Linked DNA regions of Mus musculus: regions 1, 2, 3, 4, 5 and 7 are each linked to region 6. The links are chromatin loops, found by intact Hi-C in ENCODE. Cell type or tissue: left cerebral cortex. All regions are shown on one strand.

Region 1 (4,000 bases), 51 kb before region 6:
GGGCAGAAGTGGTGCTCCTTCACAGCTCCAAACTCTGCCATTTCAATGAAGCCTTGGGCATCTGGACGTCCCTCTGCAGAGGACGAGTCTGGGAGGTTCTGTCCCTTGGCCTGAGGACCATTCAGAGAGTGTTCCTTTCATTCTATGACTCCTCTGGGTTCTGGCAGCTCCCTCCCTCCTGCCTCCTCTACCTCCGGTGTAGAATTCAATGCAGTAAACAGCCCACCTGGTTATTTGAGGACCACACATGACTTAGAACATGATCTCAAACACTATGTGGTGGGCATGGGAGCTTAAGTGGCCTGACATTTGTAATATGGCTGCTTTGGGTTTCTGGTGCTGCAGACCCTTTGGGAGTAGACGGCAGAGTCCCTAATCAAAGAAGAGGTGGAGGGGGGGGAGGGCTCTGCTCTGCACCTCTAGGCTCTTTAGAAAGGGGAAGAATTGAGCTGGTCAATGGTAGTTAAGAGGACAACAGTAACAAAGTCTTCTCCAAGAGGAGACAGCTGGTCTCCGTTAGTTATAGAAAGCCTCCCTGCGTGTGCATTAAGCTTGTGAATGAAGAGAAGGTTGAGGGCTCACATCAGAGAACACGCTGAAGCAGAGCAAGTCTCTCAGTCAGAGAGCCCCTCCCTGCAGGTCCCCCTGGGCTTCTGCAAGTAGAACTTATGGAGTGGACTAGCCGCGGGCTGAGAAAGGCCAGCTAAGCCCCTCACCATTTGCAATTTTCAAGTATGTGTGGGGGTGAGGGTGGGGGTGGGGTATGCTGCCGCCGCGGTGGGTGCTGTGTTTCCTCTAATTGCATAATACTACACCATTCCCTGTGTGTAGTGGCTGTTCTATATATATACACAGGGAGGCAACATATGGCTCACCCTACCCCCACCTGTCAAAACTGTGACTATATCACTTCTGACGACCAGAAGCAAGCTGCTAGGCCGAGCCAGTATTCTAAAGGCTGAGGAGGTAATTCAGAGCCATGAAAGGCGGCACCATATGCTTTGGGGTTGCCAGCTGCTTATGTGCATGGGGAAGGGTTTCGTGCCTGTCTGCGAAAGCCAGGATGCACTCACTCTCTTCGCTGCAGTATGCACTGGCGCGGAGCGGGGAATTTGGGGTGCCACTTTTTCTCCTTCTGGAGGGGAAATTTGTTGGGGGCCACGATTCTCCAAGAGGGGACTCAAAAAAAAAAATCAGTCTCATCTAAAACTTGCCCTTGATAACGTCAGGCCTGGCCCAATAGTATTTCTTTAGAAAACATGTTTGTTTTGGTGGTTGTTTTTTTGGTTTCGTTTTTATTGGATAAAGATTAAGAAAGCGCCATCTCGGAGAGAAGTGAAGCAAACCCGCCCGGCGGCGCGCAGCCCCGGCCCGGTCCGCGACGCTGGGGGCGGGCGGCCGCTCTACCTGGAGGCGCTGGTCTCTGCCAGCCGGTTGTTCATGATGCCCAGCGCGCCCACGCCGCCCGAGAAGCCGTTCTGTCGCGTGTTGACGCACACGCTGCGCGGGTAGCCGTTGGCCGTCTCGGACAGCTGCTTCTGCAGCAGCGCCAGCGACACCTTGTTGGACGCCGTGAGGTCGCGCATAGAGATGAGCTCGCCCGACAGGCGGCGGCCCTCGGCATCGCTGTCGCGAGTCGCGGGGTCGGCACCCAGCGCGGCCAGGCGACGGCGCAGCCGGGAGCCCGGGGTGATGGCGTTGCGCCGGGCTAGGGGCGCGCCGGGAGCCGGGCAGCAGCGCGTGCAGCAGCGGCAGCTCAGCTTGCGCAGCATCCAGTTGAGCACCTGCTTGATGAGGATGGAGATGACGTTGAAGAGCGAGTAGATGCAGCACACGCCGAGCAGGATGAAGAGGAAGTTGCCCAGGCGGTAGAGCCCCTGGTTCCGGTAGGCGGCGTGTTGGCTGCTCACCAGGTCCCCGAAGCCGATGGTGCTGAAGGTGACGAAGCAGAAGTAGAGCGAGTCCACGTAGTCCCAGCCTTCCACGCTGGTGTACATGGCCGAGGCGCAACAGGCCAGCAGCACGGCGAACAGGCCCAGGATGAGCAGCACGTGGTACACCGAGGGCTTCCAGCCCGCCAGGCTGTCGGCCTCCGACAGCGCCGAGCCGCGGCGGAAGGTGGCGGGCAGCAGGCCACTGCGGCGCAGCTGGCGCTCCCGGCAGGCGCGCATGATGAAGGCCAGCAGCGAGATGATGCGCTCTAGAAAGAGGTTGAAGAACAAGATGGTCCCCGCGCAGCCGAACAGTCCGTAGGCGATGAGGAAGGCCTTCCCGCCCACTGTGGCTGGTGTTGTCATGCCGAAACCTGCGGAGATAACAGCCAGGGTTAGAGAGGGCTGGTGGTCGCATGTGGTGTGGCAGGCGAATGCAGATGCGGAATTAACTCATTTGCTGACCGACTTAAGTCAGGTGGGGGCGGGACAGTACTTAGACGGTTCCCTCTTTTGGTGGCTCTTGATCATGATGAATTCCAACAAGATGGAGTTCTGCCCTATGCCTTAGGGGTATTTAAACTACTCAGGTAGAGCGGATATGCACTGGACGAGACCAATAGGATGCACTGAGCAGCACCAGGTGCGCAGATGCAAACCTCTGAGCTGCCCACAAACCAGTGAATGACACCTGTTCCCCTAACTGAATTTCCTCTGGACTCTGTCGGCAGACAGGCTTGTTGGGCTGGGCTTCCAACATCTTGTAATTAGGATTGTTTACTCTGAGCCCAGTGAGAGAGAATTGCCTGTTAGCTCTGGTTCACTTACGAAGCCCACACAAGGATCATTTGGGGACCAGTTCCCCTCCTGCCTTTAGAGTGCAAACCTGGACATCTGTCACTGGACTTCAGGTCCCCCTCCAGGACCACCATGTTTGGTCTAGCTGGGCCCTGTGGTGCCAGTATGTGGTTAGAGTTTTGTCCTGGAAGGTCTCTCCCATGCTCGGAAAGCTGCTTAGTGCTTTGAATCCTTTAATAAGGAGGTAACCTGTCCACTTGTTGAAAGCCAGGCCCTGAAGGGTTTGTTAATGGACTCCCACAGAAAGCAGGCTGCCACGGGGTGCGGGTGGGGAGAAAGCTATCGTGACTTTCTTAGTGCTTAGAGTCTGAGCTGTCTGAGCATCATTAGACATCTCCGCATCCACGGGAGCAGACCTTCAGAGGCACACCACTCCCTTCACACCCAACAGAAAAGGACAACCCGTGCACGCTGCTGTGCAGCAGGCCCAGCTCTAGGAAGAAGTCAAGGATACTTTGTCCCATTTGGCTTATTATCTCCTTAACTATTCCAGAGAGCATACACCTACCACTTGAAGAGCACATTCCTTAGGCTTAGATGCTAATCACGTTCTTGATTCCCTGGAGGAAGTGCCCAAGTTGCCTGTTCATCTTATGCTTACTGACTGGAGTTCAGGGAAAATCGTATGATATTGCTCATTGAGAAAGATGGTTTATTCTTTGCGTTCCACATTTGGCCACAAAAGAATTTTAAAAGAAGCAAGTAACAGTGACATAACAAAGAAAATGTTAGTGGTTTGCCCAGAAATTTGTAAGAAGGACTTTACAATACTCTAAAGCCAAACTCAAGTCCCTGGGCTCAGGAAGAAATCGACACTGTTTGTGGATTGGAGTATGTGGGGGGGGGGGGGGGTTAGAGAGCAGGCATGATGATGAACGCTTGTAATCCCAGCATTTAGGAGGTAGAGGCAGGAGGACTAGAAGTTCAAAATCATCTTTGGCTACATAGTAAGATGGAAGCCAGCCTAGGATATAGGAGACCCTGTCTCACAAAGCAAACAAATTTAGAAAGTCCTAGACTGGAGGCTGGAGAAGCACATACTGCTTTTGCAGCAATTCCTATCTGAGTACCTGTAGTCCCTAAATGGGGGAGCAGCCCCTCCTTCTAAGCTGCAGCCTATGGCTGCTGTAAGATGCCCCCATCGGAGCTTCTACCATGGTGGCACCTGTTAAAATGGAGGCTCCTGTAAAATGGCAGCACCATGACACCTC
Region 2 (4,000 bases), 80 kb after region 6:
AGGGCAAGTATAATACAATGAGCTATTTTGAGAGACCATGAAGAGAGATTACATTCACCTAGCACCCTGTTTACAGTATATTTATCGTGGGCGCGCTCTGTCAGACACATGAGTGCTATTTATCTTTCTATTTGTTGTCAGAAGATCCAGTAGCTTCATTGGCAGCAATCTGTCAGGTAGTCACACTGTCCTTGCCCTTGTGGTCCGACACACATTCTTTTATTCTTCTCTTATCACTAACAGTAACCCTTAGATCATACATCACATACAGTGGAGGGCGGGGGTGGCTGGGTGTAGGAGAGGGAACATATTTCCAGAGACAGCCAGACATATGTTTATGGAATTCCTGTAAGAAGTCGGAGTGAAGAGTTTTGAGAAACCAAAACTGGGAAGCTGAAATCAATGGAGAGGCAAGGTGCAAGGTGAGTAGATAGAGCTGGTCACCTGGGGTAGAGCAGGACCCTGGGGACAGAGCAGGTCACCAGGGCTGGAGGGTGCTACTGTAGGGCTGGCTGCTGCTGACTCACGGTTAGAGGCGGAGCTTCGGAGCTGAGTCTGGCTGCAGAGGAGACAGGCAACAGTGGGGACTGAGCTGAACTGGAAGTCCCTGGTACAGTGGAGAGTTCTCTACTATTTTGTCCCCTGATACACAGAGGATGGTCACCTAACAGACTGTGAGTTGGGGGGAGGGGTATTGTAAGACAGAATTCCTCTTCAGATAAAGGAGCTCTGCCTCAGGACATCCCTGAGCCCGGTGTGTCCAGAGTGCGATTTTAACACACTCACATGCTCCTACAATCCCAGTTCACCTTGACAAGTGTACAGGGTGACACCCTTTCCACACTCAGGGATAAAACCTCCATCAGTCTGTCCTTCAACACTGGTGATGCCACATGCCCGCCAAGGTAGAGCCAACCTTCTCCAAAATGAACTCTCTCAGGGCGAGGCACAGCCCGAAGACCATGGGAGAATCATGCGGGGCAGGTGCGGTCTGCACTCAACAGTATTGTTACAGTGACCCTAGTTCCTGATCAATCTGTGTTGAATTCATTATTGTTTATATATTTAGTGTTTGATTCTTGAGAGAGGGTCTTGCTATGTAGCCCAGGCTCACTACCTAGGACTCACTATGTAGTCCAGGATGTCCTGGAACTCAGGGTAACCCTCTTTGCTTTGCGTTCAGGGTGCTGACATTACACCTTCCTGTGCCTAACTTAAACATTAAACTTTATCATAGGTATGTATTTTTTTTAAAAAACCACAACATATGTACTATCTGTGACATATGTAGTGTCTGAATCCCCGAGGATGAGGGGACTTGTTCCTGTCCATCTCATCTGTGGAATGGTGGGAGGAGCGCCTCCCAGATGATGGAGAGAACTCAAAGCTCAGGAGCTGGATGGCAGTCCTGGTGTAAAACAAGGGCGTCCACCCTCGACGCGACTGCCGGTTGCCTGGGGGAAATACTTGAAAAGAAAAAGTCTGCTTTTTTGGGGCCTGCCTGGGCTTTTGTTAATAAATTTCCAGTAGGGCGCTTCCGCCACTTGCCTTTTTTTAGAGACGTGAAGAAAGGAGAATTGAAAACATTTCCTATGTTGAAATGAAAGGCACTATTTAATCTTGTCACCATCTGCCTTCGCTCCAGGCTGAGAGCCTGCAGGCCTGGCTGCCTGTTTCCTAGCGACAGGACAGACACACCTTCCCCATTAGAGACACAGCAACTGTAGACAATGCCCTTGCTCCCCCGGGACCTGGAGTGTGGCCTGGCTGGCCCTGGACACTTTCCTTCAAGCAAAGAAACCACTCTAGCTTCCTTCTCGCGGGTCACACAGCAGCAGGCCTAGCCTTTAATTAACTCGAGAAGTTCCTGTGTAGTCTTCAGAACCCAGGTTCTCTCTTCCGCTGACGCTTCACTTCTGGGAGATCCACAATGGTGTGTTCTCGGGGCGCATTCTTTCTAGAAGCTCTGAGGGAGGCTCTGAGCTGTGCGGCCTGGGTCTTAACTCCCACTGGCTCCGGCGCTCTCTGACGCCCCCTGGCTTGCAGACAGGGGGCGCCAACTCTCCATCCTCAGGCAGCTTTTCCTTCCTGTGACTGTGTCTTTCCTGTCCCTTCTGGGGACATTCGCGTAGATTTAGGGCACAACCTAATCTGTGTTGTGTGTTCATCACAACAGTCTTATTTAATTACATCGACAGAGTCCTTGATTCTAAATAAGATCACATCCTGAGGTTCCTGGTGCCATAGCCTTTGGGAAGCCAGAAACTAACCCATGGCAGAGGCCTGTCATGTCACCTGCAGCTCTTTTTTTTTTGTGGGAGAAAGGGTCTGATAAGTAAATGAGAAAGGGCATGACCATTCTAGGTATTGTTGTAGAGAGGTTCTTATGGTAGATATGAGGAAGAAGGACCAAGAGAAGACCCAAGAGAGCAAAGATGGCCAAGAGCGGAAGAACCAAGAAAGCACGGCCTAAATGGCAGGTTTATGTAGAAAGGAGAAGCTAGAGGAAGGGTAGTTTAGGGAAGGGGAGGGGAGGGGAGGGGAGGGGAGGGGAGGGGAGGGGAGGGGAGAGTTTAGGGCAGAGAGTAGGGGTAGGGAATGGAGGATGGGGTTGGGGTGGTGAGAAATGCAGAGATACCAGGACTCTAACAGGAGCTTGGTGAGAACAGAGAGCGCCTGGAAGCCTGGGTTGTTAAATAGACACCGCTGTTAGCCATTTGTCCTGAGTTTTGGGGGGAGGAGCTGACAATAAGCTGCTTATTAGGTGGCTTTACCTCTTGACCCATAACTAATGTGTGCATATATTTAAAGCCAAGCTTGGGAGGGCAGGACACTGCCTGTAAATGTAGCCCTAACCCTCACGGCAGGAATCCAGACTGGTCATTGCCTCGAGCAGTGGTTCTCAGCCTTCCTAATGCTGCAACCCTTTAACACAGTTCCTCACGTTGCAGTGCCTCCAACCATAAAGTTATTTTCATTACTACTTCATAACTGTAATTTTGCCACTACTGTGATCATGATCTGACATGCAGGGTATCTGATGTGTGACCCTGTGAAAGGGTCATCTTCTGACGATCTGCCAGCTGAGGGTCAGCCACCCCGTCTAGCTCTGCTATGCCATGGGGGATAAGAACCTGCATAGCTCGAACAGCAGGGCTCCCCTTGGACCCTTCTGCCTTTGTAGCAGCATGGTGATCAGCTGCGTGCCTCACGGGTGATTCAGGCCCACCTGGGAATAGAGACCATGAAAGCTCCTGACCCCTGGCAGGGACCCTCCCTCTGTATAGTGTCCATGTGTTTGTTTTTTAGGATGGTGGGAATTGAACCCACAGTCTCCTGCTTATAAAGCAAATGCTGTCCAGCTGAGCTGTACCCCAGCCCCTCTCCCTCTTGGTCTTCTTGTCTGGATACAAAGCAACCACCTACAGCAGCTGAAACAGACTGAAAGCCTCCAGTCCCCAACTGTCCTCACCAGTGGCTGAAACCTGACCTTCTAAAATCTACTCCTTTTGGCTCAGTACATCAACAGGCTGGGTAGGGTGCAGGCTCTGTATGCTTGACAGCTTATATTTTGTTCCCAGTACCTAAGGTAAATCAAATGCAAAAACAAAAAGAAACCTTCAGGACTATTGTAGGCATTTTTTGACTAGGGATTACAGCCTCATTCAGAAGGAACAAAGGATGTTTTATGGAAATTTCTCCTCCCACGTGGTCTCCCAAGTACTCAGACCTCCCTTGAAGCCACTGCTGTGATGGTATCTCAGCCGTCTGCAGCCTTCGTGTTCTCAGAGACACACATGCACTCATGCACACACACATAATTGGAAGGCAGCCTGCCGGGGTTTGTAGTCTGTGTTTGGGGGGTCCTTCTGCTTCAGTGGTAGAGGGCCTGCTCCAGCAGAGGCTCCATTGACCTGTGAGCATTGCCCAATTCCAAGACACACAGGCTGTTTTGGATTACTGCCAATGAGGCAGCCGAGGGTAACTTTGAATGCACACC
Region 3 (4,000 bases), 150 kb after region 6:
AGCCCCGACCACAGCAATTCTTATAAGGACAACATTTAATTAGAGCCGGCTTACAGTTTCAGAGGTTCAGTCCATTATCATTGTGGCATGATGCAGGCAGGTGTGGAAGCAGTATACTGAGCCACATCCTGATGTGAAGGCAGAGAGAGAGAGAGAGACCAGGGCTGGCTTGGGTTTTTGAAACCTCAAAACAAAAAACAAAAAAAAAAAACAAAACAAAACAAAACAAAAAAACCAACTCCAGTGACATACTTCCTCCAACAAGGCCACACCTACTAACCCTTCTAATCCTTTCAAATAGTAACCCTCCCTGGTGACTAAGTGTTACCGACTGAATTGATCAACACATGAACCTACAAGGGTTATTCTTATTCAAACTACCACACAGTGCTATCACTTACAAAACTATGTTGGGGGACCCAGAGACAGAGAGAGCTTTTATTGGGAGAGAAAGGGGGAACCTGGAAGCAGACAGAAAGGAGAGTTGCTGTGTGGAGTCTACACCCTCCACAGTATACATCTTTTCTTTTCCACAAGAATATCCTGAGAGGACAGCTGACCTTTGTTGCCCAAGCCACTCTAGTTCCTTAAACAAACACATCATTTATTTCCCTTCGAGTTAAACATTATTCTACTTCTAATTAAAGAACAACACTCCAACACGCTCAGCCCATTTTCTGGTCTTATTGAAGACCATTAGATATATATTAGGTTCTGTAAATCTAGCGAAAACTTACTGATGAGTACATTTTTTACAGTTTGCGATTGGAGCTTCAGGAGCTTGGGCTCTGGCAGCCCCAGAAGGCTAGGATGGATCCTCCATCCATCATATCAATTAAAGGAACATGGTAGAGAAAACAGACAAAAGAGGTTTATCGTCTTTGTTTTCCTTTCGTTTCTCTCTCTCTCTCTCTCTCTCTCTCTCTCTCTCTCTCTCTCTGCAGAGTGTTACTATGTAGCTCTGGTTGGCCTAGAATTCACTATCTAGATCAAGCTGTCTTCAAAGTTACAAAATATCAACCTGCCTCTACCTCTCAAGTGGTAGGATCAAGAGTGTACCACCATGCGAGACTTTTTTTCAATGTGGCCACATTAGGAGACAAAGAAACAGCCCAAGAAAAAGAACAGTGACCCACACATCCATATACAACATACACACAAAGAGTGAATGTGTATGAAGGGATGTCAGAGGACAACTTGGAGGAATCACCTCCTTCCACCATGTGGGTCATCTGGCTGATGGTAAATGCCCCTACCAGCAAATCATTTAGGTTTAAACAGAGGATGGATTCTGGCAAGGGTCAAGGTGCAGCAGTGCGCAGACCTGGCTGGCCTAGAATCTGCTATCTAGATCAGTCTGGCTTCAAACTCACAAAAAATGGATCTACCAAGGTCAGGAGTCTTGATCGAGGTGTGGCCCTGCCTGCCACCCTTTCAGTCTGAGTTCTGCAAAAGTGGTCAGAAGGTCTTATCTGAGGGGACAGGTCAGTTCTCGGGTGATGGCTACCCCCGCGTCCTCTGGAGGAGGGGTCTGCGCACTGAGCTTCTACTTCTCCTGGGAGCCAGGATGACTGCAGGTTTCGGAGCAACTTCAGTGTCCTCTGCGAAAGTAAAGGGGATGGAGACACACGCAGAGATGGCGTCCTGCCTTCAGTCACCTGTGGGCTCACACGAGAAGTCAGGACAAAAGCGGCTTCTCGGGGGCTGTTTCAAAACCGACACAAGGCAATACTGAACACAGCATTCAGCTTGTTCCCACTGACGAGGCCCGTCAGACCTGCCTAGGCCTCATGAGCAGCTGGAGGCCAGAGAGAAAAGCATGACCTATGATGGTTATCTCAGTGAGGACTTGATGAGATTTACTCAGACTGAAGGCCGCAACTTGAGGGTTTGGAGGCCAGAAGTTTGAAATTGTAGGTTATAAACATTGCTATTTGTTTTTAGTTTATTGTAGCTAGGTATGATTGTATACACCTTTAACCCCAGCCCTTGGGAGGCAGAGGCAGACAGACCTCTGTGACTTTAAAGTCAGCCTGGCCTATAGAATGGGCTCTACGTCAGCCAAGGCTACATAGTGAGAACCTGTCTTAAAAACAAAACAAAAACAAACAACCTAAACAAATATGTATTTTTTATTTTATTTTGTATGCATGTGTGTATAACAGAAGTGAGGGGAGATAGAGAATTCAGATGTAACTGTGTCCCTGAGGTTTATTTGACAGCCTTACTTCTATACCCCGAGTTTGATCTCACATTTCTCTCTGGGACCAGGAAAATATAGGGGTGCTGGCTATTTCAGTAGGATGGGGTCCCAGGAGCCCAAACTGAAAGAGCCAAGTGGAGCTTTAGACGAACCGAGTCTCTGGGTTCACGGCCTGGCGAAGGCTGACCCCTGGTGGCTGCACGGAGCCTTGCAGCTGCAGCCTGCTTAACCTGGCTAGGGCTCTTGCAGACCAAGAGTGGTTGTGAGGAAGGAAGCCAGTAAATGAGGCGGGTTTCGAGCCACATGGTGCTTTTCCAAAGTCTCGGCTAGACAACAAGAGGCAAACATCGTAAACTCATATCACTAGCCTTAGGTAATTCAGGAGCAGTAAGGATGCAAGCCTGGTCCTTGGTCCTGTGAAGGCTCGATGCCCCAGTGTAGGGGAATGCCAGGGCCAGGAAGCGGGAGTGGGTGGGTTGGTGAGCAGGGGGTAAGGGATAGGGAGTTTTTGGAGGGGGAAACCAAGAAAGGGGATGATATGTGAAATGTAAATAAACTGGGCAGTGGTGGCGCACGCCTTTAATCCCAGCACTCGGGAGGCAGAGGCAGGCGGATTTCTGAGTTTGAGGACAGCCTGGTCTACAGAGTGAGTTCCAGGACAGCCAGGGCTACACAGAGAAACCCTGTCTAGAAACAAACAAACAAACAGGAAGGAAGGAAGAATCTAATTTTTAAAAAAGTGAATGTTCTAAACAGTATGAAAAACAAACAACAACAACACTGAAAGCCTGGGAAAGAGTGGGTGAGTTGGTTGGTCAGGTTGGTTTGGTTTGGAACTGCCTGCTTGTTTCTTGAGGCTATGTGTCTCTGTGTAACCATGGAAACCTCCAACTTAAAACTTTGCTGAGGTCTTCCGGTCTCAGGCGCTGCGGGAGCCGCGGGTTACCGTGCAGACGTGGCCAAGTCTAAGAACCACGGCACACACAACCAGTCCCGCAACTGGCACAGAAATGACATCAAGAAACCCCGGTCGCAAAGATACGAATCTCTTGAGGGGGTTGACCCCAAGTTCCTGAGGAACATGCGCATTGCCAAGAAGCACAACAGAAAGGCCTGGAGAAGATGCAGGCCAACAATGCAAAGGCAGTGAGTGCGCGCGCAGAGGCCAACAAGGCCCTCGTGAAGCCTCAGGCCATCAAGCCCAAGATGCCAAAGGGCCCCAGCCGCAAACTCAGCCATCGCCAGGGCTTTCATCGCTCACCCCAAGCTTGGGAAGCAGATTCGAAGCTACATGGCCAAGGGTCGTAAGCGCTGCCAACCAAAGCCCAAGGTTCAAACCAAGGCACAGGCCAACGCTCCAGCTAAGACCCAGGCTTCAGCTCCAGCCCAGGCCCCCAAAGGTGCCCAGGCCCCTGTGAAGGCCCCAGAGAAAAGGCTTCTGCCAGTGTGAAGACAGATGGACTGCTGTGACACACCTACCCACACACTATTTGCAAATGACCAGTGTCCTATGCTGCTTTTACAAATAAACTCAGGCAAGATCTGTTTAAAAACAACAACAAACAAAACAAAACAAAACAAAACAAAACCTTTGCTGAGGATGGTCTTGACCGATCCTCTGCCCAACCCCACCCCACCCTACCCCCAGTGCTGGGACTATACAAGTATGTCCCTCCATGCTCCGCTGTAGACTGAGGGATCTGGCATGCCTGTTATTCTGCGTCCATATATGACAGCCTTTCTCTTTAGGCATGGGGCAGGACACCTGGGATATGAGATGCACTCAGATCAGACAGC
Region 4 (4,000 bases), 110 kb before region 6:
ATGCATGGCAGTTAATCCCAGCACTCGGGAGGCAGAGGCAGGTGGATTTCTGAGTTCAAGGCCAGCCTGGTCTACAGAGTGAGTTCCAGGACATCCAGGGCTATACAGAGAAACCCTGTCTCGAAAAACCAAAAAAGAAAAAAAAAAAGGAATGACTATGACTAGAAAATTTTAAATATAACCTCATAGCCTTATATTTAAATACTGTTATTTTAATTTATGTATGTGTGTAGGGGTAGTATGCTGCCCTTAGTGGATAGAGACATGGGATTCCTCTAGAGCTAGAGTTACAAGTGGATGAAAGCCACCTTACATAGGAGCTGAGAAGTGAACTTGGGTTCTCTGGAAGAGCTCTTATGTGCTGAACTGTTTCTCCACCCCGATAATCATACTTATGTGGATTGTATGTAGAGTATATGTGGAAGGGGATCGTGTTTACATGAACTTGATATGCAAGCCTGTAATCCTAGCTGTTAGAGCTTGGATCAGGAGTTCACGGCTATCTTTGTAAATGTTGCAAACTTGAGGCGAGCCTGGGTGGTTGAGACTGTGTTTCTATGAAGAGGAGGAAAAAAGTCGTCACATGAAAGAACCTGACTACTGTCACTTCTGTAGGGATATATAGCATAGTCTTGCCTGTCCCACCTTTGCTGTGCACCACCAGTTCCAGGAATCTCTCATAAATTATTTAATGTTTTTGAGAGAGAATTTAATGTTTTGTTAAATAAGTATAAATATGTCTACAGTGAACGATTGTTATTGGAGGTTAGCAAGTAATAAAACTGAAAGTGTGTTTACCTTTAAAAAAAGATTCATTTATTTATTTTATGTATATATTTATGAGTACACTGTAGCTGTCTTCAGACATACCAGAAGAGGGCATTTGTACCATTACAAATGATTGTGAGCTACCACGTGGTTGCTGGGAATTGAACTCACAACCTTTGGAAGAGCAGTCAGTGCTCTTAACTGCTGAGCCATCTCTCCAGCCCCTGCTTTTTTTTTTTTTTTTTTTTTTTTTTAAATGAGAACATAAAACAGTGTGGGCAGGGCAGGAGATGGAGGCAGTCTCAGATATATATTGAGTTGGAATACATCCTTGGCTAAATGAAACTACCTCAAAAAGGCAAATAGAAACCTAGTAAGAGTGAATAAAAATCCTAGGGCTTAGAAAACTTTCTTCCTTCCTGGAAATGTAAAGAAGCTGGTAGAGATTTGGTTTATTTATTTATTTATTTTTTGTTTTTTGTTTTTTTTGTTTTTTTTTTTTTTTTGAGACAGGGTTTCTCTGTGTACCCTGGCTGTCCTGGAACTCACTCTGTAGACCAGGCTGGCTTCAAACTTAGAGATCCGCTTTGAGATTTTCTTACTCTTCATCAGCAACAGGGCATGGTCCTGGTGCTGACTTCTGACAGTATAGATTAGTTTATCTTTTTCTGTTTGTTTTTTTATATAAATGAATAATAGGACTATTTTTCTGTCTTTCCTATTTTGCTTTTGGAGACAGGTTTCTACTTATTCATGCATACTATTGAAATAAATATGTTGTAGCTTATTTATAAATGAAAGTAAAAATGAATGAGCAGTATTTTAGAAGGTATAAAAAGACAACCCTTGCCTGTGTTGGCGGTGGTGGCACACGCCTTTAATCCCAGCAGTCAGGCAGGCAGGCAGATCTCTGTGAGTTCAAGGCCAGCCTTGTCTACATGTCCCAGGATAGCCAAGGTTACACAGAGAAACTCTTGTCTCAAAAAATCAACAGAAAACCAACAGGCAGTCTCCATGGGGACCGATTCTAGCTCTCCAACACTTGTCTATTTGAGATGTCAACCATCTTCCCTCTGGGTCTCCCACTTGTAAGCAACTGGGTTTTTCCATGTTTTTGAGACGGGGAATGACCGTATTCTTGTCTGGCCTGGAACTCAGACTGTAGTCTAGATTGGCTTTGAAGTCACAGATCCCCGTACCTTTGCCTCTCAGTTGCTGGAAATAAAGGCTTGCGCCACCACTCGTGGTGGGCTTCACTTTGATTATACACGTATGATATATATATTATCATGTGAGCATGTGATGGTCATGAGGGTGCTCCATCTTGTTCGTGAGCCCAGGACACTTGTGGGGAGCTCTTTTTGCCTGCTGTGTCTAGGGCTCAGACTCAGATCACAAGCCTTGGGGGACAGGTGCTTTAGCTACTGAGTTGTCACCAGCATGAGAGGCTGCCCTTTGCATTGTACACTTGTGTAGACTTGCTATGCATCCCAGGCTGGCCGCACCCTTGACTTGCCTGTGTTGGCCTTTCACTCATGGACTAGAATTCCAGGCATGGGCCTCCATGCCCAGCTGATCTTCTTGTACTTTTGTTTGCATTTCTGGTATCTCGTCTTATGATTGAAGAATGAGTTATTTAAATTTTTATTTTTAGGTTGCAGTTTCATCACTATCTGCAGTAATCAAGTTTTTAGAACTCTTATCAGACGATTCAAATTTTGGGCAGTTTGAACTGGCCACTTTTGACTTCAGCCAGTACATGAAGTTGGACATGGCAGCAGTTAGAGCCCTCAACCTTTTCCAGGTAAAAGAGACAACATGGGTTAAAAACTGAATAATTAAAAAAAAAAAAAATTCCTTTTGCGAGTAATGCTTTGTTTAAGGGATTTGTAGTTTATAACATTATTGGAGCTAGAATAGATAGTTCTTAACTATTGTATTTATTTTTTCTAGCCTCAAGTAATATATGTCGACGTGTCCTAGGTTTTTGAATAATTTTGTGTGATGATAGCAGTGCTTTAAAGTTCTATTTTAGTTTGGTTAAACACTGCAGTAACTGGGAGCAGAGACTGGGAGGACAGAGGGGAGGGAACTTTGGTTAGGATGAGAAAAATGGTGTCATTGAGGGCAAAGTATGCCTCTGTAAGTATAGATTAACAGGTTGAAATTTGGTCTTAGCTTAGAAACATTTGTGTGGGGGCTGGAGAGATGGCTCAGCGGGTAAGAGCACCAGGTCCTGAGTTCAAATCCCAGCAACCACATGGTGGGCTCACAACCATCCGTAATGAGATCTGACGCCCTCTTGTGGAGTTTCTGAAGACAGCTACAGTGTACTTACATTAATCAATCAATCAATCAATCAATCTTAAAAAAAAAAGAAACATTTTTGTGAACAGTTCTCAGTTTATTTTTGGAGAATAATACTCATTCTTTTTGCCCAAAGCGTATTTCATGTCCTATTAGTCTTTGCTGATGTGTGTGTGTGTACGTATGTATTTATTTCTGTGTTCTAGGGTTCTGTTGAAGACACCACTGGCTCTCAGTCTCTGGCCGCATTATTGAATAAATGCAAAACTGCTCAAGGACAAAGATTGGTTAACCAGTGGATCAAGCAGCCGCTCATGGATAGGAACAGGATAGAGGAGAGGTACGGCCTGGAGTGTGTGCTTTCACTGCCTCTGAGCAGCGTGTGCTTAACTGTGTGGGAATGCCACTTACTCTGATACATACTCAGTTTCACACTCATTTTAGTTTTTCTTTTGTTTTGTTTTGGAGTCCTGGTTGACTCTGAACTCAATATTTAGTTGCGGATGAGAAAAGAAATTACTATGTGCATGGTGTGTTTTTGTGTGTATGCCCTCTGTGTGTGTGTAGAGACAGACATACAGACAGGCAGGCAGGCAGGCAGGCAGACGCATGAGCACGTACAGGTGTTGGCTGTACATTCGTGGCATCCCTTCTTCCAGCTTCATGTAGGCTCCGGGGGTCAAACTCAGCAAATAGACAGGTTTCTCAGCGAGCATCTCTGTCCTCTGAGCCTTTCTCTCGCCTAACTTTGAACTTCTGATCCTTTTGCCTCTACCTCCCGGGCCCTGGGCCACCATCCGCAGTTTATGTGGTACTGGGAGGTTGAAGCAGTCCTGGAAACTCTCGTTCAGGATGCTGTGCTGAGCTCTGTCCCTAGCCCAGTTTCTTTTCTTTTTTTCTTTTTTAAAATTTATTTATTTATTTT
Region 5 (4,000 bases), 110 kb before region 6:
GGGAGGGGCAGCCATGTCTTACTCCATCTGGGTGCTGCAGATCTGGATGTCATTCCCATTTGTCCTGAACTAGTGCTTTTGGCCATTGAGTCGTCCATCTTCCCAGTCTCCCCCTTAGCTTCCTTGGATTGAATGCAAGTTTCTACAACACTAATTTTAGTTTGTATAGTTATTAAATATCTAACATGTAAAGCATTTTGAGTTGGAATTAGACATCAACAACTCTTAGAGCTATTAAAACATACCCCGTAGGGGCTTGGCAGTAGATTGCTTATATGGCTGATAAGCGATGAGACCCAGTATCTCAAAATAGCTCTGTCAGTGTTACGGGAAAATTTGCTTTCTTTTCCAGACAAATTTAAATTCAGCTTCATGATGACAGAACACAAATTGAGTTTTGTTGTGACAATAATTTATTTTGTGTAATGTGCGGAAGCAGGAGGGCAGCTTTGGGGAGTTGGTTCTCTCCTTCTATCCTGTGGGTCACAGAACTCCGAAATCAGGTAGCCATGCTTGACAGCAAGCCCCTTACCCACTGAGCCATGTTGTGGGCCCGAGGCACCAAGGTAACTGAGGGCTAAGGAGTTTAAGCACTTGGTACACAGGCCTGGACTGAAGTTGGGGTGCTCATAGTTCCAGGTGGAGACGGGATCTTTGAAGCTCCAACCTGGCTAGCAAGACTCATCACATCAGTGAGCTCTAGTTTCAACTAGGAGACCTTGTGGGTTCGGGATCCAGAGAAAAGCTCCGCAGTTTTTAGAGCACTTCCAGAGGTCCTGAGTTCAACTCCCTCTGGTGGATCTGAAGACAGCAGCAGTAGACTGACATACATAAAATAAATACATCTTTAAAACAGAGAGGGAGAGAGACCTTCCCTCGAGACTGCCGTGGGGAAGAGCAGTCTGGAAGCTTCCTGACAGCAGCCTTCACTTGGATGTGCATCCGCTCGCATCTGAGCGTGTGGACACACGCTCATACAAACACGTGGGAAAGATGATACTTTACAAAGGGTTCTTATTTTCTCAAAGGACCTTTGTAGAAACACTCCTCCTCTCGGTTGGTTAGATGTGCCAACCGGTGGTACAAGCTCATCACTGAGCCTGGGACCCCAGTGATCTTAGAACCCATGCAGTGGAAGGGCTGACTCCTGCAGGGCTCCTGGTCTGCACACACAGCATGGCTCATATACAAAAGAGACAGAATGAAAACCTGATTCCTCCACTCTGTGACTACGAATTTCTGCTCCTCGTGCCTCAGTTTCCCCATCACATAAATGTGTAGCATCTGCTTGTTTCCTTTTTATATCATTTTGTCTGGTTTCAGCAGGAATTAGGGATGTGCTCTGACTGGGCCGCTCTAAGCAGTAAGGCCTCAGCACACAGCAGCTGTTTGGGGCTTTCTGCTTTCATGTATCTCCCACTGTACAGTAGCAGATAGATAGCCTTTTGTTTCCTAGTAAGTCACCTAGTACACGATTAATTACTCATTATTTACTCATCTACTCACTGATTGATCGATTGACACAGTGTCCTATGAAGCCCTCCCTGGGTGGCCTGGAATTCTGTATAAGCAAGGCTGGTCTCAAGCTCACGAAGACCTGCCCTGCTGAGGTAAAAGCACTGCACAACTGTGCCCAGCTTGTGTGATTTATTTATTTATTTATTTATTTATTTATTTATTTTTAATTCTCCCTTTCTGTGATTTAGCACATTTAAGTGTTCATGTTTGCCCTATTCCCTCAGCACAGATCTGGTCATGAGAGGCGGCAGAGTTTGAGGCCGGCCTGGTTTACATAGGAAGTTCTAAGATAGCAAGTACTGTGTAGAGAGACTCTTTCTCAAAAAGTAAGACTGACTGACTGACGACTGACTGACTGACTGACTGACTGACTGACTAGAAAAAACAAGTCCTAGTCTGAATCGCTTTTGGTATGAGTGCATCTTCCTCTCTCGGCTCCCGGTTCTAAAAGCCTGCACTTCTTCATCCTCTGCTTACACATCTGCTTCTGACCCTGACCGCAGGGCTGGGCTGACAGGTGCTAAGGTGCCTGTTTGTTGATAGATGTAGCCAGCGAGCGCGCACACCACACACACACACACACACACACACACACACACACACACACGCAGCCTGAGCTTATAAACTTTAAGAAGACATCTTGTTTTATGTTCCGTGTTCCCGGTTTCCTTCTGTGGGTCCTCCCATCCCCATTATTTTTAAAGAGCTCAGCACAGTTCTTTAGTGTGCGGAATTTACCGTGCTTTAAAAAGTATATTAGCATCCATTATTTTGAGATGTTACAGATAATTTGTCCTCCTGTGATGTTTTCGGTTTTGACTCATTCTAAGCTTGCTTTTTAGTCCAGAGAACAGCAAGAGTCAGGTGTGTTCACAGACAGCAGGGGGCAGCAGCAGCTTGGAAAGGGAGGGCATTTGCATTGGTTACAGTTTTTCTCTGTAAGATACTTGCCAGCTTATTGGGAGGTTCTAGCTGGGTAATGGAGTTAGCTGCACAGAGGTCCTCAACAAAAGCAGTTTTCCTATCTTTGGGAAGGTGACTGCGTGGCTTTAGTTGACCCCATGGAGCGGGGTGATGCCTGTCCAGCCAGATCACCCTCACATCTAGAAACAGGGATTTTCATGTCTATCTCAAATGTTCCAGGGTAAAATATAAAATAACGATGTTCTACATTGGACACGTTTCCAGCAGATTAAGATAACTCACGCAGACATACAGATTATTTTATGTCTAACTTATCTGTTCGGACTTTGTAAACTACTTTGAAAAGTTATTATTTTATGTGTATTTTCATGTCTATCTGTGCCTGAAACTGGTGTTACAGACCCCTAACCCTAACCCTGACCCTGACCCTGACCCTAAACCAAACCCTAACCCTGCTTGTCAGCCCCTGTGAGGGTACTGGGAATTGGACCCTTACCCTCTGGAAGAGCAGCCAGTGCTCTTAACTACTGAGCATCTCACCAGCCACATGCAAATGGAATTTTGATAGAGAGTGCATTGAGTCTTTTTGGTTGCTTAATGTAGCCATTTTCACAGTATTCTGCCAATCTATGGGCGTGGGGTGTCTTCAGTTTGTTTATCTCTCCAGGCCTGACACTTCATGCTTCAGTTAATTTAAGAAGTTCACAATTCCTTGGGTGATCTTTGACATCCAAGACCCTTACTGAGCAAGCATGAGAGATGCTGAGAAGGCTCAGAGATGGCTCAACACTTAAAAGAGCACTGGGTGCTCTTCCACAGGACCTGGGTTTGATTCCCAGCACCAGCATGGTTCATAGCCATCTGTAAATCAGGCCCAGGGGATCTGACACTGTCTTCTGGCCTCCTTGGGTACCAAACATGTCAGTGATGCCAGACAGACAGACAGGCAAAGCACCTGTGCACTTAAGGCTTTAAAATGTGAAGAAAGAGAAATTACTGATGCTGTATATAGTGGCTGATACCCATAATTCCCAAACTTAGTATGCTGAGGCAGGAGGATTGCCATAAATTCTGAGCTACATAAATTTTGGGCTACAGAATGAGACCTTGTTTCAAAAGCCAGAACAAACAAGAAGAAAAGAAAACAAAAGAAAGTCAGAGAAACAGCCAGCTTCTAGGATTTGAGAGGCTGGGGAGCCTCACTGTATCAGCCAGTGATGCGTTTAAGGCTAGCAGGGGTTAGACATGTTGAAGTCATGAAGTGAGGTGAAGTGATTAGTCACAGTGCTAGAAAATAAGGGGAGAGTGGTAGAGCTGAGGCCTGCTAGTGTGTGTTCTCTCTCCTTAAAATTAAAAGACAAAACCAAGTTGCCTTAGCCTGCAGAGTTCCAGACAGGGCATCCAGTACTCTGTAATTGGAGTTATAGATAGTTGTGAGCTGGCATGTGGTGCTGATATGGAACCCAGGCCCTCTGGAAGAGCAGTCAGCCCTCTTAACCTCTGTCTGAAGCCCTTTCCGCAGCTGTGTATCTAGTGTTTGTAACTTTGTTTCATTTTG
Region 6 (4,000 bases):
GAGAGAGAGAGAGAGAGAGAGAGAGAGCTCCCTCTGTGCATATCCTGAACAAAGCTGCTACCTCTGTCCAGCTACCAGGCAGCAGCAGGCAGGTGGTGGGTAGTCCGTGCCTCATGCTCTGAACTGGCACAAGGAAATGTGTTCACAAAGTTTCTCAGCTCACAGCCCAGAAAGTACAGCCCCCTTTCTCCTAAATTGCATCAGTAGAAGAGGATCTCTTGGGACGACTTGTGTGACCAGCAGGCGCTTCTCCAACCCTGAGACTCCGAAAAGGAGTAGGTGAGGCACAAGCAAGTCTTATCAAAATCTGTTTCCTCTGCATTCTGTACACCTAAATAGATGGGGGAAGTGGCTGTTTTACATGATGCCAAACTCGGGGGAAAGGAAGTGGGCGGACAGAGTGGTGGCTGGAGGAGACTTCAATCTAGCTGAAAAAAAAAAAAGCAGAGGTAGGTGTGTGTGTGTGTGTGTGTGTGTGTGTGTGTGTGTGTGTGTGAAGAGTCTGCACATTTTCCCCGGAGGTTACGAAAATGTAAGCTGTTTATATCAAAGTATAATGTAAAGGCGACTATCCCCTGGCTGTTGTTTGGCACCACTACTGGTTGGAAAAGGGGAAACAAAGACAAGAGGTCAAGAATTTGGAGAAGTTAGGGGTGTGTGAAGGGGGAAACCAAGGGGGAATGGTGTAAAACAGTTAAGCGGAAGGACTGGCTTTTGAATAACGGATTTTACTTTGAGGGGGTGGGGGAGTGTCAACAGAAGAGGAGGAAATTAAAACGCTGAGAATGGATGCAGAAATGGCTTTTATAATCATTCCTGAGGATAGTAAGGGCTGGGTTGGGTAGGAAATAGCAGCCCTTGACATACATTCTCACATACGCTCTTACAGAGGACAATACTAAGGCGCAGAGGCTGAACAAGGAGCCTTCAAAGTGTTTGGCTCTTGATTGACACACAGTCAATGAGTGTTAGCCGATTGGAAAGAGCTAGAGATGGTCCATTCGGGCAAACCCCTCGCTCCGAATGCAGGAAAGAAAAGTAGGAGGACGAGAGAGGACAGAGAGTGAGACAAAAGTAGGAAAATCAATACGGAAAGGAGGATCCCGCGGACGCCAGCCCGGTCCCCGATCCGTGGAAAGGGCAGCGAGTGACAGGCGCGCAGAGGAAAGACGCGCGGGGTGCGCCGCTCACCTATGGTCGACACCACGGTGCCCACGAAGTAGAAGGCTCCAGGGAAGTCCCAGCGCGGGCGCAGCGCGTCGGCGCGGACCCCGGCGGCCAGCGCGGCCTCGTAGTGCCGGAGGAAGGCGCGCAGCTCGGGCTCCGCCACGCCGTGCGCAGCGCTGAAGTTGCGCAGCGTGGCGCCCCAGCGCGCCCGCGCCTCCGCCTCGCCCGGGCTTTCGAGCGCAGAGAACACGGTGGCACCCGCCACCAGGTAGAGGCCGATGAGCGCCGCCAGCAGCACGAAGCGGCCGGTGTCCTCGTTGAGGTGCGAGCGGCGGCAACAGCAGCAGCAGCAGGAGGGGCGCGGCAGGCGGCGGCGGCAGCGGCGGGGCGGGGGCCGGGGGCTGCGGGAGGACATGGTCCGCAGCTCAGCCCCGGGGCTGGGGCGGCGCTCGGAGCCGAGGCCGTGACATCCCCGCCGTAGGAGCAGGAGCGTGAGGATGGTGGCCAGAGGTCAGGGGCCGCAGCGGAGCCCCCCTGCAGTCTTCCCGGAACCGGGACGGCAGGGCGATCCGCCTCCTGCCGGGCGTTCAGGCCGCGCACCGGTCGTCCGGCCCAGCGGACACCGGGGCTGGAGCGCTACTCTCCGCGCCCCGACGCCTTACAGCCTCTCGCGGCTCCTCACTTGCTGCCCTCGGGCTCCTGCCTCCGAAGCTAGGCCAGCGCCCCCGGTGGCTAGAGTCCATGGGGCTCCGGGCCGCATACTCCACTCTGGACAGGCCGCGGGCTGCGAGCAGGGTGAACCGTAGAGTCCGGACGCCTAGGATCGGAGCACGGTGGCAGGGCACAGAGGGAGTCCTCTGGAGCGTTCCATGAGGCTGCTGGGGATCGGTTTCGCCTAGGCGCAGGCTGTGCGAGCAGTCCTGTTCCTCCCCTATAATTGAGCTGGCGGCGTCGGCTTCCGAGCCTCAGAGCCCAGCCTTGTCCTCCGGGGAAGCGCTCCCTTCCTTTCCCTGCTACCGCTGAAGAGCTACCCGACACGGAGAGGCGGAGTCATCCGAGCCCGGGGCGGAGTGTTGGGGAGGGATGAGTGAGGAAGGGAGGAATGGGTGGAGAGTTGGGCTGCTGCGAAGCCTCCAGGTCGTTCTGGCCGCAACAGTGCGTCCCACCAGAGCAGGTGTCCCACTGCCGTTCTGGATGCCAGCTCGCTAAAAAACCTCGTCCTTCTTTCCCCGCGCTTGGGCTCCGAAATGTCTTCCTTTCTCAAGCCACTGGGAAACTTTGTTCAACTTGGTGCTTTGAGGTCTCAGGGACTGGGGGCCCTCGGGAGCCGAACCCGACTTTCGATTCTCGGGCTCTAGCCTGAAATTTAAGTTCCCTTTGCTCACGCTTTTGTTCCTGGGTCCAACCGCAGCTCCAGGACTCCGGCGGAGTCATCTGGGTGAAAAGATACGGTTTGGGAACCGAGGACAGGCAGCCTCTATGAGCTCCGGGCGCGGCGGGAACCAGGGCGTCTGCTCCCCCTCCCGACCGAGCGACCGGCCGGCGTCAGCACCGCGGACAGCGCATCGGTGCCGCAGCCTGCGGGTGGGAGGCTCCAGACAGTGCACCCCCCCCCCCTCCACCGTAGGCGAGGTTGCTCACCCGGCACCGGGGTGTTCCCAAGACCCTCCTTGCATTTCCTTCTATCCCCAGAGTGTCCCCTACCCTACCCCGACGCAGGTGCGGTCGCCAAAACAGCGTGTCGCCAGGGTGCGGACGCTGCGGAATAGAGACAGGAGGAGGAGTCACGCGCAGGTGGGGAACTCTGGGCCACCAGAGCAGGAGGATCACAGGCCGGGTGCTGCTGTGGCTTCTATGCTATCCCAGCTCACCAGTCCTAGGGACGAGAGCCTGGATACACCCCGGGTGCGGTGGAGGGCCAGGAGGGTAGAAGCTCGCTAGGAGGAACAGTGGTGTGCTTTGGAACACCCTAGGAAAGTGTCCTCCACCCTACCTCGGAGAGGAAAGATAGCGGATGATGCCCGCAGCCGCTGGTCCTTCTCTGCCTGGCAGAAACCAGTTTGGCTGGGGTCATAAAGTTGTGTAGTAAGGAACACCCTAGGTATAAACAGATAATCCCACCATATCCCGCTAGCTCTCCCCTCCTTTTTTATTTTTTTGGTCCCCTTCCCTTTTTCATTGGCCTCAGGGAAGATCCTGCTAGTGATATAGATAACGGGGTGGGGTGGAGTGGGGGCGGAGAGTGGTTTCTTAGACAATCCAGGTGACTGAGACCACGCTGGAAAAATCCAGAGCTGCCTCACCTGGGTCCCCTCCCCAGGCCAAGGCCAAGCTGGCTAGCTTCTACTGCAGGAAAATGCCAAGCTAAGATTTATTCAGAGAGGTGCTTGTAGTGTGGTGGACTCACTATGGACCACTCACAGAACACTTCACAGCTGTGAACCTGCGATTCTCCCACCCATGTATGGAGGCACAGGCTGGCACTGGAAGCTGTAGCATGCATGCTGAGCAGCACCCGACTCGGGATGCAGATAATGAATGACTAGGCAGGAATAACCGATGTTTGCATCTTAGAGACACTGCTCCGGAATATGGGTGGAGGGGACTGTGCTCCTCTTGGTATGCGCAGATGGAAAGAAACCCGTTCCACCATGGCCTCCAGGCTTGGATGGCAAGTGGTTTACTTGTGGTTTAAGGAAGAAAACAGCTTGTCCACTGAGAGAGCCCTGAGTGCTCTGATGCACTGTGTAGCACACGGTGGGAGCTTTATCCAATTGCCAACTATCATCATTGCAACGCGCTGTTATGGTCAACTGTTCCTGTCCCCAGCCTT
Region 7 (4,000 bases), 73 kb before region 6:
ATAGCAACCAAGGACTTTGGGATTCTCAGAATTGCTTGCCCATTTATGATAAAAATGTGTGTTAAACATCTAATAGCATATCTAGAGGAAAATTACAGAAAGAGTCCATTGCTTACGCTGGAGATGACCCATTGCTGCTTTCCCAGAGGCCCCGGGCTGGGCTCCCAGCCTCCCACACTGGGTGGATCTTGACCATCTGTAAACCCAGCTCCAGGAGATCCGACCCTGTCTCCTGGCATATAAGGGTGTCCACGGACATATGTCATACCCACATGAGTACGTTGTAATGACTTTGGGACACGTGTGTTTTTCAGCAAGGTGAGAAAATTATTCTGGAGTTCCTGTCGAAGGTCAAGCAGGTGCCCTTTACTGCCATGTCGGAGGAGAGCATCTCCGCGAAGCTGAAGCAACTGAAAGCCGAGGTGGTCGCAAAGAACAACAGCTTCGTAAACGAGATCATTTCACGGATAAAGGCTCCGGCTCCGTGAGGGGACAGTGGGTGGGCGTGCACGGGGGAGCTCACCTTTACTGTGTGCTGTTCTGGGTAGTGCTCCCCACTGGAACCTGGCCTAGCAGCATCCGGAAGTGTTTAGTGATGCTTGAAAACATTACCGTCTGTAGCTGGGTGCTGTTTAAATGGGGACGGGCAACTGTGAGCACTATGCTGAATTTTATAAATAAAATCATGTAGTTTGTACATTGGGGGTACCTTGTATTTCTTTTCTAAGAAAATAGGTAATAGATAAGGAACCAGTGAGGAAAGGGCCAGAGCCGAGGAAGCAAGTGAGAGCTACAGGAACCACCTCACCGTGAGGGGTGGGTAGAGTCGGGTCTGCTGAGGGAGTACAGAGGGTGCTTGCACACCAGTGGGAATGTAAACATTCAACCCTCACACAGTGAAAACTTGTGCTTCCTATCCCAGGAAGATAGAGAAGAGAGAGAAACATCCCAACAGAATGGACATACAAACAGCAAACAGTTTCACGTTGCATCGTAGCCAAAAGGTGGGAGCAGCCCCAGCATCCTAACTGGATGAGAGTGTGTTAGTGTGCTCTGGATGTATAATGTAGTCTATTTGTGTTAAAAGAAACCAAGCAACATGGGTAAGATTGGGCGAGTCTTGAAAACGTGCTGAGAGAAAGACAGCAGCCACAGAAGTCCACACATGGTAGCTGCATGATGAGTCGTGGGTAAGCTGGGGTTGGTGTTGGGTTTGGTGTTAGTGAGATGGAAGATCAGTCCTGGGTACACACACCTGTGAGTGAGCACACCAAAACCGCTGAGTTGTGGACACGCATGATCGTTGCATGTGAACTGGATCAGTAAAGGTCACTTCAATAAGAGCAAACAGCTATAAACACAGAAGGGTCTTAGGGCTGGGCAGAGGTAAGCAGACCTCTGAACGTAGTGAGTCCCAGGGCAGCCACGGATTCAAAGTCAGGCTTCCCCAGTTTTCTAGTTAGCAGACACAGAAGCCCATGCCAAGCCACTCACTGCCTGCTCCATCCTCCTCCAGACCTGACCACGCCTGCAAGTGGCAGTGCCCACTGTTGGTCAGGATAGGAGGGAGTGTTCCTGGTGGGTACAAGCTGAGTAAAACTGACATTCTAAACCATTCTGCTATCCCAGGGGCACATTGGAATGTCCATGGCAGCTGGAAGACAGAAAGGAGCTACAGCTCCACCAAGCGATGCTAACAGACCTTCAAACAGGAAGCGGAGGAATCAGTTTCCCCCACTTACATGAAATTTGAGTCCCAGACAAGGGCCTAGGATCCCTGGACTCTGGAGTTACACACAGCTAGGAGCCACTATGTGGGTGCTGGAAATCGAACCCCAGTCCTCTGGAAATTAGGCACTAAACAGCTCTCTCCAGACGAGTGTGGAATTTAAGTGGAGTGTAAAACTGTTCCCAGCAGGGTGCAACTAAAAAAATGACTAAACCAGGAGAGTCCTGGTAGGGCAGGTTTTTTCCCAGGGTCTCCCGACAGTGAGTTCCCAAGTGGCTTTGCAGGTCTTTTGTTGAAAGCTCCTGTTAGGATGGGCAGTTTTGTTTCGTACATAAACGTTTCGGTGTGAAGATAATTGGAGATCAACCTAACCTTTAAAGTTCTGTTTACTGTGATCCTTTTCTTTGCTAGCGTCTCTTTTAGGAGTGCCAAAGACTTGTGAAGAAGGCCAACTCAAATAAAGGGTCTTTCTGTGACAAGCCAGGCCAGTCTGGAGCTGTCGATCCCCCTGCCGCAGCCTTCACTGCGGTGCCACCGCCAGCTGCAGGGGGATTATTTGCTTGCTTACTCGTTTATTATTTCTTGCTACACAGGGTTCACTGTGCAACCCTGACTGGCCTTGAACTCATGAGATCCACCTGCCTCTGCCTCTTCCAGTGCTGGGATTAAGAGCGTTCACCACCTCTCCTGGCTCAGCCAGGGATCTTTACATAATTCAAAAGCAGTTTTTAAAGTGAGCTGAAATATTTCCATCCCTTGGACGGCTGTGAAGGGGTGGTTTTAGACTGCTGCACAAAAGCACGTTGGAGATGGAAATCAGCTACGGTGGGTTGAGTTGTTAGGGCCACCGAGTCGGAGACAACACGCAGTCTCGGAAGCTCGACGACTTCCATACTCTAAAGGAAGCTGGGGATTTAGTTCTGAGACATTTTTGAAAGATGGTTAGGATCCTGGGAACTGGCGTTGTCGCCGCTTCCCACCCCCCAAACCCCAGGCCCTTCCTTTTGGAACCTAAAGCAACCTAGTTTCTGGCCTGTCACAGTTGGTCTGGACAGATGGTTCAGTGGTTAAGAGCATTTGCTGTTCTTCCAGAGAACCTCAGTTCAGTTCCCCACACCTGCATGGAGGGTCAATACTGCCTGTAGTTCCAGTTCCAGGGGTCCTAGGCCTCTGGCCTCTGACTTTCTAGTGTACTGCACTCAAATGTATGCATACATACAAACACGCATACTTAAAAAGCAATGTCATTAAGAAGACAGTTCATACAGATTTTTTAGCTCTAATTTTATGGGGTTGGTTTTATTCACAGTTGAAATATTAATTAGCCAGTATTACCAGAATAAAACGAGTATGTTAGTAACAGATTACAAACTCAACCCAGTGTTAACATGGAATCTGTTAGAAATGTAAAATGGTTTTACATTTAACAGTTAAAAAAAAAAAATCCATCTATAGCATGGCAGTGGTGTGGTGCATGCCTTTAATCCCAGCACTCGGGAAGCAGAGTCAGGCAGGTCTACAAAGTAAGTTCAGGGTTATAGAGAGAAACTGCCTTGAAACACCCGCCACCTCCCCCACGATGTATCTACGATGCAATTTTGTAATTGATTGTATTTTTCCTTAAAAATTTTGTTGGTGGGGTTTAAAGGTTCTAATGAAACAGTGGGAAAAGGTGTGTGCCTGTGTGTGTGTGTGTGTGTGTGTGTGTGTGTGTGTGTGTGTGCGTGCGTGTATTTAGATATACTAAGTTTCCAGCTGTACCGGCTTAGCTGGCCGGTGACTAGGGTAGGTATATTTAAAGAATAGCTTGTTCCCCTCAGAGTCTCAACGTTCCACATACCAAGCACATCCTGTGAGACTTCTTGAGTATTAAATACATCTTCTATCCTTGGTCTTTCTGCATTTAGCTTTTTTGGGGAAGTGTGTTTTTACCCTCAGCATATGGTATGAGCTGCTGATTCAGTACTGAATGGCTCTTAAAAGCTTGTTAGTTACATTCTGTTGATTAAAATGGTGTGCAGAATAGTCAGGAAAAGCTAGCCCCTGCTCCGAAATAAACATGGTTAATTAGCTTGTGGAGGAGAACGAACGAGGGAAGAGACTTTTACACAGATTTTTGTATGTTTGGGTTAAGGAGAAAGGGTGTGGTCAGGCAAGAGGACAGAAATGCCCAGAATGGCAGATTGCTCGTGTGAAGATGGGGATGCAGCCCAGTGTGAGAGAATAGCTCCTGCCACATGTCCCCTCTGTGCCCACACTGCTTTATTTTAT

What was found. Peaks named below come from ENCODE experiments on the same cell type or tissue, not always from the same donor. Only the 100,000 strongest peaks of a DNase experiment are listed, where the experiment ranks them.
Region 1: a loop joins it to region 6, with 5 times the contacts of the local background. A loop is called at or near these places in 5 of 42 quality-filtered maps.
Region 2: it touches region 6 in a loop (2.6-fold over the local background); 3 of 42 quality-filtered maps call a loop at or near these places.
Region 3: it touches region 6 in a loop (2.4-fold over the local background); 4 of 42 quality-filtered maps call a loop at or near these places.
Region 4: it touches region 6 in a loop (2.5-fold over the local background); 4 of 42 quality-filtered maps call a loop at or near these places.
Region 5: a loop joins it to region 6, with 2.1 times the contacts of the local background. A loop is called at or near these places in 2 of 42 quality-filtered maps.
Region 7: a loop joins it to region 6, with 5 times the contacts of the local background. A loop is called at or near these places in 3 of 42 quality-filtered maps.

What each region holds. Positions count from the first base shown.
Region 1 is chr17:87,744,537-87,748,536 of GRCm38, forward strand. It overlaps Kcnk12 (potassium channel, subfamily K, member 12), which reads right to left. Exons shown (of 2, transcript NM_199251.1): 2 at 1,285-2,305. The coding sequence ends at 1,404. Among named protein-coding and RNA genes, the nearest start is that of Kcnk12, 51 kb to the right of the region's middle. In left cerebral cortex, CTCF peaks have their summits at 1,889 and 2,095; DNase peaks (open chromatin) are centred at 950, 1,506 and 1,895; H3K4me3 peaks cover 1,379 bases; H3K27ac peaks cover 1,842 bases.
Region 2 is chr17:87,875,956-87,879,955 of GRCm38, forward strand. No RefSeq gene overlaps it. Among named protein-coding and RNA genes, the nearest start is that of Gm41649, 77 kb to the left of the region's middle. In left cerebral cortex, a CTCF peak has its summit at 2,055; DNase peaks (open chromatin) are centred at 321, 505, 1,642, 1,946 and 1 more place; H3K27ac peaks cover 307 bases.
Region 3 is chr17:87,946,769-87,950,768 of GRCm38, forward strand. No RefSeq gene overlaps it. Among named protein-coding and RNA genes, the nearest start is that of Msh6, 26 kb to the right of the region's middle. In left cerebral cortex, a CTCF peak has its summit at 2,405 (motif pointing left); a DNase peak (open chromatin) is centred at 2,400.
Region 4 is chr17:87,683,015-87,687,014 of GRCm38, forward strand. Msh2 (mutS homolog 2) reads left to right here. Exons shown (of 16, transcript NM_008628.3): 5 at 2,423-2,572; 6 at 3,282-3,415. Among named protein-coding and RNA genes, the nearest start is that of Msh2, 12 kb to the left of the region's middle. In left cerebral cortex, no CTCF peak of the experiment used is centred here; no DNase peak of the experiment used is centred here.
Region 5 is chr17:87,689,722-87,693,721 of GRCm38, forward strand. All of the region lies in intron 7 of Msh2 (mutS homolog 2), which reads left to right. Among named protein-coding and RNA genes, the nearest start is that of Msh2, 19 kb to the left of the region's middle. In left cerebral cortex, a CTCF peak has its summit at 2,399 (motif pointing right); a DNase peak (open chromatin) is centred at 2,410.
Region 6 is chr17:87,795,873-87,799,872 of GRCm38, forward strand. Kcnk12 (potassium channel, subfamily K, member 12) reads right to left here and starts at 2,122. Exons shown (of 2, transcript NM_199251.1): 1 at 1,192-2,122. The coding sequence starts at 1,582. In left cerebral cortex, a CTCF peak has its summit at 1,912; DNase peaks (open chromatin) are centred at 322, 777, 885, 1,254 and 4 more places; H3K4me3 peaks cover 3,666 bases; H3K27ac peaks cover 2,463 bases.
Region 7 is chr17:87,723,017-87,727,016 of GRCm38, forward strand. It overlaps Msh2 (mutS homolog 2), which reads left to right. Exons shown (of 16, transcript NM_008628.3): 16 at 315-697. The coding sequence ends at 488. Among named protein-coding and RNA genes, the nearest start is that of Msh2, 52 kb to the left of the region's middle. In left cerebral cortex, no CTCF peak of the experiment used is centred here; DNase peaks (open chromatin) are centred at 2,477 and 3,766; H3K27ac peaks cover 963 bases.